2 separate regions of the Homo sapiens genome follow, and region 1 is linked to region 2. The links are chromatin contacts, found by Hi-C in ENCODE. All regions are on one chromosome and are shown on one strand. The core of a region is the stretch at or near the end of the contact, and the rest is flanking DNA. Distances in the headings are between cores, read along the strand shown. Region 1 holds the start of HFM1 (helicase for meiosis 1). Region 2 holds the start of LINC02609 (long intergenic non-protein coding RNA 2609).

Region 1 (3,152 bases), core at 288-2,787, 550 kb after region 2:
ATAGTGTCAAATAAAAATAATTTTCTGTTAATTTAGAAACTTAAAATTTGAGCCCCAATCTTCAACGTTCAGTTAAAAAATGTGAAATTTTTTTCTAGTTCAGGATTTATGTAAATAAAATCATGAAGGTTCTAAAAGATGATGAATTTGGCACTTTCATTATGTAAATCTTTTTTTAAAAAAGAAACACAGGTCCTAAAAGGGACCTTGCTACAGTTCAGTATGAGTTTGTGATGTGAGGGGATGCTATTTTAAATTAATTAAAGTTCTAGGTTTAGATTCAGATTTTTTAAGTTCCTATTATTTATTATTAAAGTTTTAGTTTCAGCACGTGGCACAAAATTAGATTGCCAAACACAATAAACAATATCATCCCAGGTAGTTTTAAGTGTCTGCTCTGCTATAATCACTGTTAAAATACTTAAGCTATTTTTGAGTCTACATAATTTGCGGTGCCGACCTTCTCTAGTTATATTAATGACAATCTCTAGTTAAATATTAATACAACTAGATACAATTAATCTTTAGTTATATTAATGACAATTCACCATTTTGTCTTCTGTAATCTTTACTTATTGTATAAAATTATTGTATACAATTATTGTATAAACTTATTGTATAAAATTGCAGGCCTATTACTTCTTACAATTTTTACTCAGAAACATACTCCTTATTTTAAAAGTACAGAAACTCAGATAAAAATTATTGATTTGCTAGAAATTTTTGTGAGTTAAGGAAGAAGTAGGGACCAACATTTACGGGAATAACCGACCGTCACAAATAACTGCAGAGAATCTGACAAAGAAGGAAAAATCAACGGGAACAAATTACTCCGAGGCTCGGCCTGGGAAAGGACCATACAATTGTCGGAGCCCCAGATCTCACCCCCTCTCCCCAGGCACCAACAGGGCTGGCTGGAAGGGTCCGGCTGGGGACCGAATCAGCACCTAAAGCAAAATAACAGCTCTGTGGATTTCCTAAGGAGAATATCCTAAATCCAAGGCAGAGGCCTTAGGGCCCCGAGAGTGGCACAAGAACGGGGCGCTGGGGCGCGTCACTCCACCCCCCGGGTCCCGTTTCCTCCCACCGCTGTGAAACCCGCGGCTCAGACAGATGGGTACGTCCCCCCCAGCGCTCGCTCAGGGGGCGCCACACACCGGAACACAAGACACAGGAACCGAACACCAATCAGCCGACTTTAGGGGCGGGCCGGACGCCCAGCCGGTCCCACCTCGCGGGGAGCTGGGCCCGCCCTGCGCCCGAGCGCGCCGCAGGCCTCACCGCTTTCTGACTGGAAATGCGGCTGAGGCGCTGGCGCGGGCCGGCGGCCTGGAGACGCCTGGTGACCAACAACTCGCCGCGCCCGTCCGCTGCCTGCCCGGCAGACGGCTCTAGAGATCGACCGCTGCCCGGACGGCTCGGCTGGGTCCCCACTTCCCCGCGGGCGTCGGGCCCCCGTCCCCACCTTCCCCGCGGGCGTCCGGGCCCCTCTCCTCACCTCCCTGCGGACAGCTCCTAGGCCAGTCGAGCGCCGATTTATCAGCCCCTCTGAGGACCGCCAAGCCTGGCTAAGCCGAGCTCCAAGCAATGGATCGCCCAAGCCCCCAACCTCTCCCTTCCTACCTTTTTTTCTCCGAAAGTTTATAACTGGTTTTGAATATATCTCTTGCAGTTTACTGTGTCTATTCTCTTTAAATACAGCTCCTAATCCTGGGTTCTAAGGGTCTACTAAATGGTACCCTTTCCCTAAGCTAACCTGCTTCTCTACCCCCACAACCACCACTCCACAAACATACCCCAACCTGCCTTTCTCATCAAAGTTAGCCAGGCCTCAGCTCTGGGACTTCCGGTCTCTTCGTACCTAAAAAGTGTTTTACCTATATTATTTATAAAATATCACAGTGGCACTCATGAGGTCGGTATTACTGGGGAACTTGATTCAGAAATAAAGTTAAATTTCAGAAATAAATATTCTAAAACACAATGATATTTAAATGTGTTTAGCCAACATGAATTTATAAAAACAGGGCAATAATGTGTTCTTAGGCTGTAAACATGAACAAACTATAAATTATCCTTTTAAGTTTCTTTAGAATTGTCCTCTGAAGATTTGGCAGGGAATGTTTTGTAGATGATAAAATAGCAACGAATCAATGATGCTTTTCTTACAGAGACATTTATCTTTCCTTTGGAAACCCCCACCTGTGACATCTAGGGCCAACCTACTGCTGTCTGACTGCCCTATTCCTGTTCTCTTTTTTCTTGCAGTTCTACTGTTCATTAGCTATATGACCTTGGAAAAGACCCAACCTTTAAGTCTTAATTCTGCATCCTCAGTGATACTCATAAGCTCTAACTCCTAGATACTGCTGCAAGGGTTAAATAAAATAATATTTGCAGTAGTCCTACCACACAGTAAATGCTCATGAATATTAATTTCTTTCACCTTCTCTGAAATGTAAAATTATTCCAGTAATTGGGTGAGCCAGTTATTTGGATACTGATAAAATAACAAGTCTTTGTCTCTTGGAGAAAATAACATTTTGACTGCATAAACTATTCTTAATAGAAAGGTTGAATTATCATTCCTCTCAAAAATACTGGAGAGGAAAGTTACTTTCCATAGACTGCATAGAGGAAAATAACGAAACAGTGCATTTGTTATAGTGAACCCCTCAATGTGTTGAAATTCATACATTGAATTCTAACCCCCGATGTGATGATATTTGAACGTGGGACTTTTGTGAGGTAATTAACTCAAAAGGGTAGAGCCTTCATGAGTAGGATTGTGCCCTTTTAAGAGGCCAGAGAGTTAGCTCGCTCTTTTCCTACCATGTGAGGATACAGGAGGACGGTATCTGCAAGCCAGGAAGGAGGCCCTCGCCAAATACCGGATCTGCCTGCACTGTGATCTTGGACTTCTCAGGCACCAAAATTGTGACAAATGTTTGTTGTTTAAGCCACCCAGCCTATGGTAATTTGTTATAGCAGCTTGAACTAAGATAGGGTTTGAGTGATAGAATTGTAGAATTCAGCAACAGGCAGGTACAGGGGAGTCTTACTGTCAAAGCACACAGTAGCAAATGGCCACCATGTTCATAAACAAAAACATTCATTCATTCACTCACTCATTTATTCAAGAATGCATGTGG
Region 2 (3,327 bases), core at 55-2,554:
GAATGGAAATAAGACAAAAACCTCCTCCTTCCTATAGGGACTTTTTTGAGTACCTTGATAAATACCTACAAAATGATAAATGCTACTACCTCTTTCAACATTTGCACGATGTTAACTAAACACAAAATATTTTTAGTGTGTGAATTAAAATGCCTCTTTTACTGATGGCTTCAGATGTTTCCTTGTAAGATACCATGTCAAGAACTGGTTTATAAATTATCTGTCCTTCCAGAACGCACTGACATCACGCTTCCTAATAGCTTGGTATGATGACTGCTGTCAAAATCGCCTGCATGGAACCATCCCTGACCTGGACTAACAGCATGTATTAGCGTGACAGAGACTAAAAAGCTAAGAACCGCCGTGCGATGGCCGGCTTTGGGCACCGGGGGTGGGGGCTACGCTACGCGTGAAGGGCCTCAGTCCTCGGGCTTTAGTTCAGGAAGAAAATGAAAGCTGGAGGTCTCGTGGGCGGGACTGGAGGCGGCCAGATAGGCAAGAACCCGCAACAGGAGTAGGGACATTTTTTCTTCAAATTCCAATCCCATCCAGCGATAGACAGGCGCGTGGGTCTCCCTCCTCCACGACCACCACACAATGGCACACACTTTTGCTGGAAACTGAAATCGAAGTCTCTGAGGCAGGCTGGGGCCCAGGCCGGCAGCGGGGAGGGGCAGGGTCCAGCCACCTCGGCGTGGCCTTGGCGAGCGCTCCGGGGTCAGAGGCCGTCGTTCTCGCCGCGCTCCACAGCGCGTCACCCGCTGCCCTAGCGACCCCCGGGCGACCCCGGCATCGCCTGGCTGCGCCGTCCCGGCGGGCCGGCCCTCTCCACGCCCTCTCCTGGGGTTTGCGGTGGGCACAGCTCCCTCCAGACTGGGTCTCTCCACTAGCCTCCTCCCCAACTGCAACGTGGGAACCAGAGCTATCCGAGTCACGAGCCCCAAGTGCACACAAAGCCCCCAACGGGGCCACGGCGCCTCCACGCCTCGCTACCTCCAGCTCCAGGAGCGCAGAACGCAGCGCCCTGGGTCACCGCGTCTGCCCTGCGGAGCAGCCCCACTGAGGGGAAGCCTCGGGCAGGAGGTGAGACCCCGCGCACGCAAGCACCCCCGCCCCAAGCAGGGCCCTCTGCCCGAGGGAGACTCTCACCTCAAATAAACGGGCGCTGCCGCCTCCAGGGGGAGGACAGCGGGCGGAGAATACTCACGCTGGGCCCAGCCGCGCGGGGACTTCGCTGGGAACCACGCGCGGGCTCCCGCCGGGGAGCGGAGCCCCAGCCTGCAGTCCTGCGCCCGCCCCAGCACCGCCTCCTCGGAAGGGAGGCCTCTACCGTCCGGCGGCGGACCTGCAGCCGCCGCGGGAGACGCTGCCCCGCCCCCCGGCCCCGCCCTTCGGCCCATCCCCGCCCCGCTGGCCTCCTTTTCCCCTGCCCCCTCCCTCCGCTCCTCAACGCCCGCCGGGTGCAATCTGCTCTCTCCGGGAGACGAACGCGAAGCGACGTGGAAACCCTTCCACCAAAATGAGCTGTGATATCCTTTTGATGGCTATAATTTATTCCAAATCGTCCCTGGACTGAAACGATCAATTAGCAGCCCGAAACGCACTGTGAAGTAAATTGTCACACTCTCTATTACAGGATGGTTATCATATATTTATAAGGTGTGTTTTCTGCAATCAGAACCAACAAGGTGTTGAGCGATCAGTCATAAACGCACTTCTTCAAAAAGAGAGGGAGAGAAGCTCAGCATTGTGTGGCGGGGGAATAATCCTCATGACAGTTCTCTCCCCACCCAGTGATGTTTTGTCTTGGCACCTGGGAAGTGCAGTGAGGGCTGGAGCTCTGGACGGACTCTCTTCGCCACGCGTGCCCCTGGAAGCAGGGTCCCTGTGAACTACGGAGAGACCCCAGAGGAGAGATTTCCTTATTGTGTAAACACAAATCAGTCGTAAGGGCCGCTCCCTCTGTCTTTCTCTGTCTTCTCTTGTATCCACGAAAATAATATCTTACTCTTTGCTTCTAAGCTTCTAATAGAATGTTTGCATCCTACACTTAATGATAAGTATTTTTTCTTCTTCCTCAGGTCTCAAGGTGTTGACCTCCTCTCTTGTTATTTAATTGATGATGTTCGGTAGAAATTATGTCTGGGTGATATGAAGTTTACCCACAGAGAGAACCCTGCTTTCTGAATTGAAATCCTCAGCAGAACTCTTCCATCATTCATAAATGAGATAGCCCAAAGTTCTAAGAAAGTAATAAGAAAGGGCGATTTAGGCCAGGCGCCGTGGCTCACGCCTGTAATCCCAGCACTTTGGGAGGCCAAGGCGGGCGGATCACTTGAGGTCAGGAGTTCAAGACCAGCCTGGTCAACATGGTGAAACCCCGTCTCTACTAAAAATATAAAAGAGTAGCCGGGCATGGTGGTGCATGCCTGTGATCCCAGATATTCGGGAGGCTGGGGCAGGAGAATCTCTTGAGCGGGGGAGATGGAGGTTGCAGTGAGCTGAGATCATGCCACTGCACTGCACTCCAGCCTGGGTGACAGAGTGAGACTCTGTCTCAAAAAAAAAAAAAAAAAAAAAAATACTGATTCAGCCTGGTAGCTATTTTGACTGGACCAGGCCATGGAGACATTGTTATTTTCCTTCTCAGTGGTCAGGAATATACATCTGGAACTTCTGAGTTTTTCCCCTTACAAACTTTCATCAGATAGTCATCCATGAACCACCTATCAATCATTTTTTAGAAGGGTTCTAGTTTGCATCCAAGTGATATTCCTTTTGCCTGAAAAACATAGCTTTAGAGCCTAGACTACTGGTTATTGATTGTGAAAAAAATTTAGCAGCTAGAATTATGCCTTTGTAGTAATAAAGTGACATTCATGCAGAGTGAATCACAAGGTGTGAAGGTAAGATGCAGAATTTATACCACATTCTTCTTAGGTTAAGTGCCCCCATGACTTTTGCATGGGAGGGCTTATCTGCAATGCCAACCCTTGAAGAATGGGGAGAAAGGAAATCTCGTTGGGTATTTGAGCTGTGGAGGCAGCTGTTGCCATTGGGCTTTCACCCCCATCCTCACAGCATAAATGAAGTACCACATTCCTCTGTCAGAAAGCAATGGGGATAGGGAACCTTGCTTCATCTGAGGACTGGCATAGCAAAGAGCCAGACCCAGCACCTTCACCTTGTGCCTTCCAATATTATTGATTTAATTTGCATTTAACAGCTAATATTTATTGAACATTTACTCCATGCCAGGCACTGAGCTTTAAACTACAGATGCACCTCAATTTATGATGGGATTGTCCTGATAAACCTATTGTAGTT

The links. Hi-C counts contacts between places; a loop is a spot of excess contacts on that map. Pooled maps may share reads with other maps.
Region 1: a map with no recorded cell type shows a loop between it and region 2 (4-fold over the local background). The contact joins the promoter of HFM1 here to the promoter of LINC02609 in region 2. A Hi-C loop is called at or near these places in 1 of 37 single-sample maps with no recorded cell type and 6 of 50 pooled maps.

What each region holds. Positions count from the first base shown.
Region 1 is chr1:91,403,300-91,406,451 of GRCh38, forward strand. HFM1 (helicase for meiosis 1) reads right to left here and starts at 1,538. Exons shown (of 39, transcript NM_001017975.6): 1 at 1,499-1,538. RefSeq lists a silencer at 1,133-1,512.
Region 2 is chr1:90,850,334-90,853,660 of GRCh38, forward strand. It overlaps LINC02609 (long intergenic non-protein coding RNA 2609), which reads right to left and starts at 1,305. Exons shown (of 3, transcript NR_135038.1): 1 at 1,150-1,305. LINC01763 (long intergenic non-protein coding RNA 1763) reads left to right here and starts at 1,426. Exons shown (of 2, transcript NR_146610.1): 1 at 1,426-1,946. RefSeq lists an enhancer at 350-850 and silencers at 634-753, 1,044-1,443.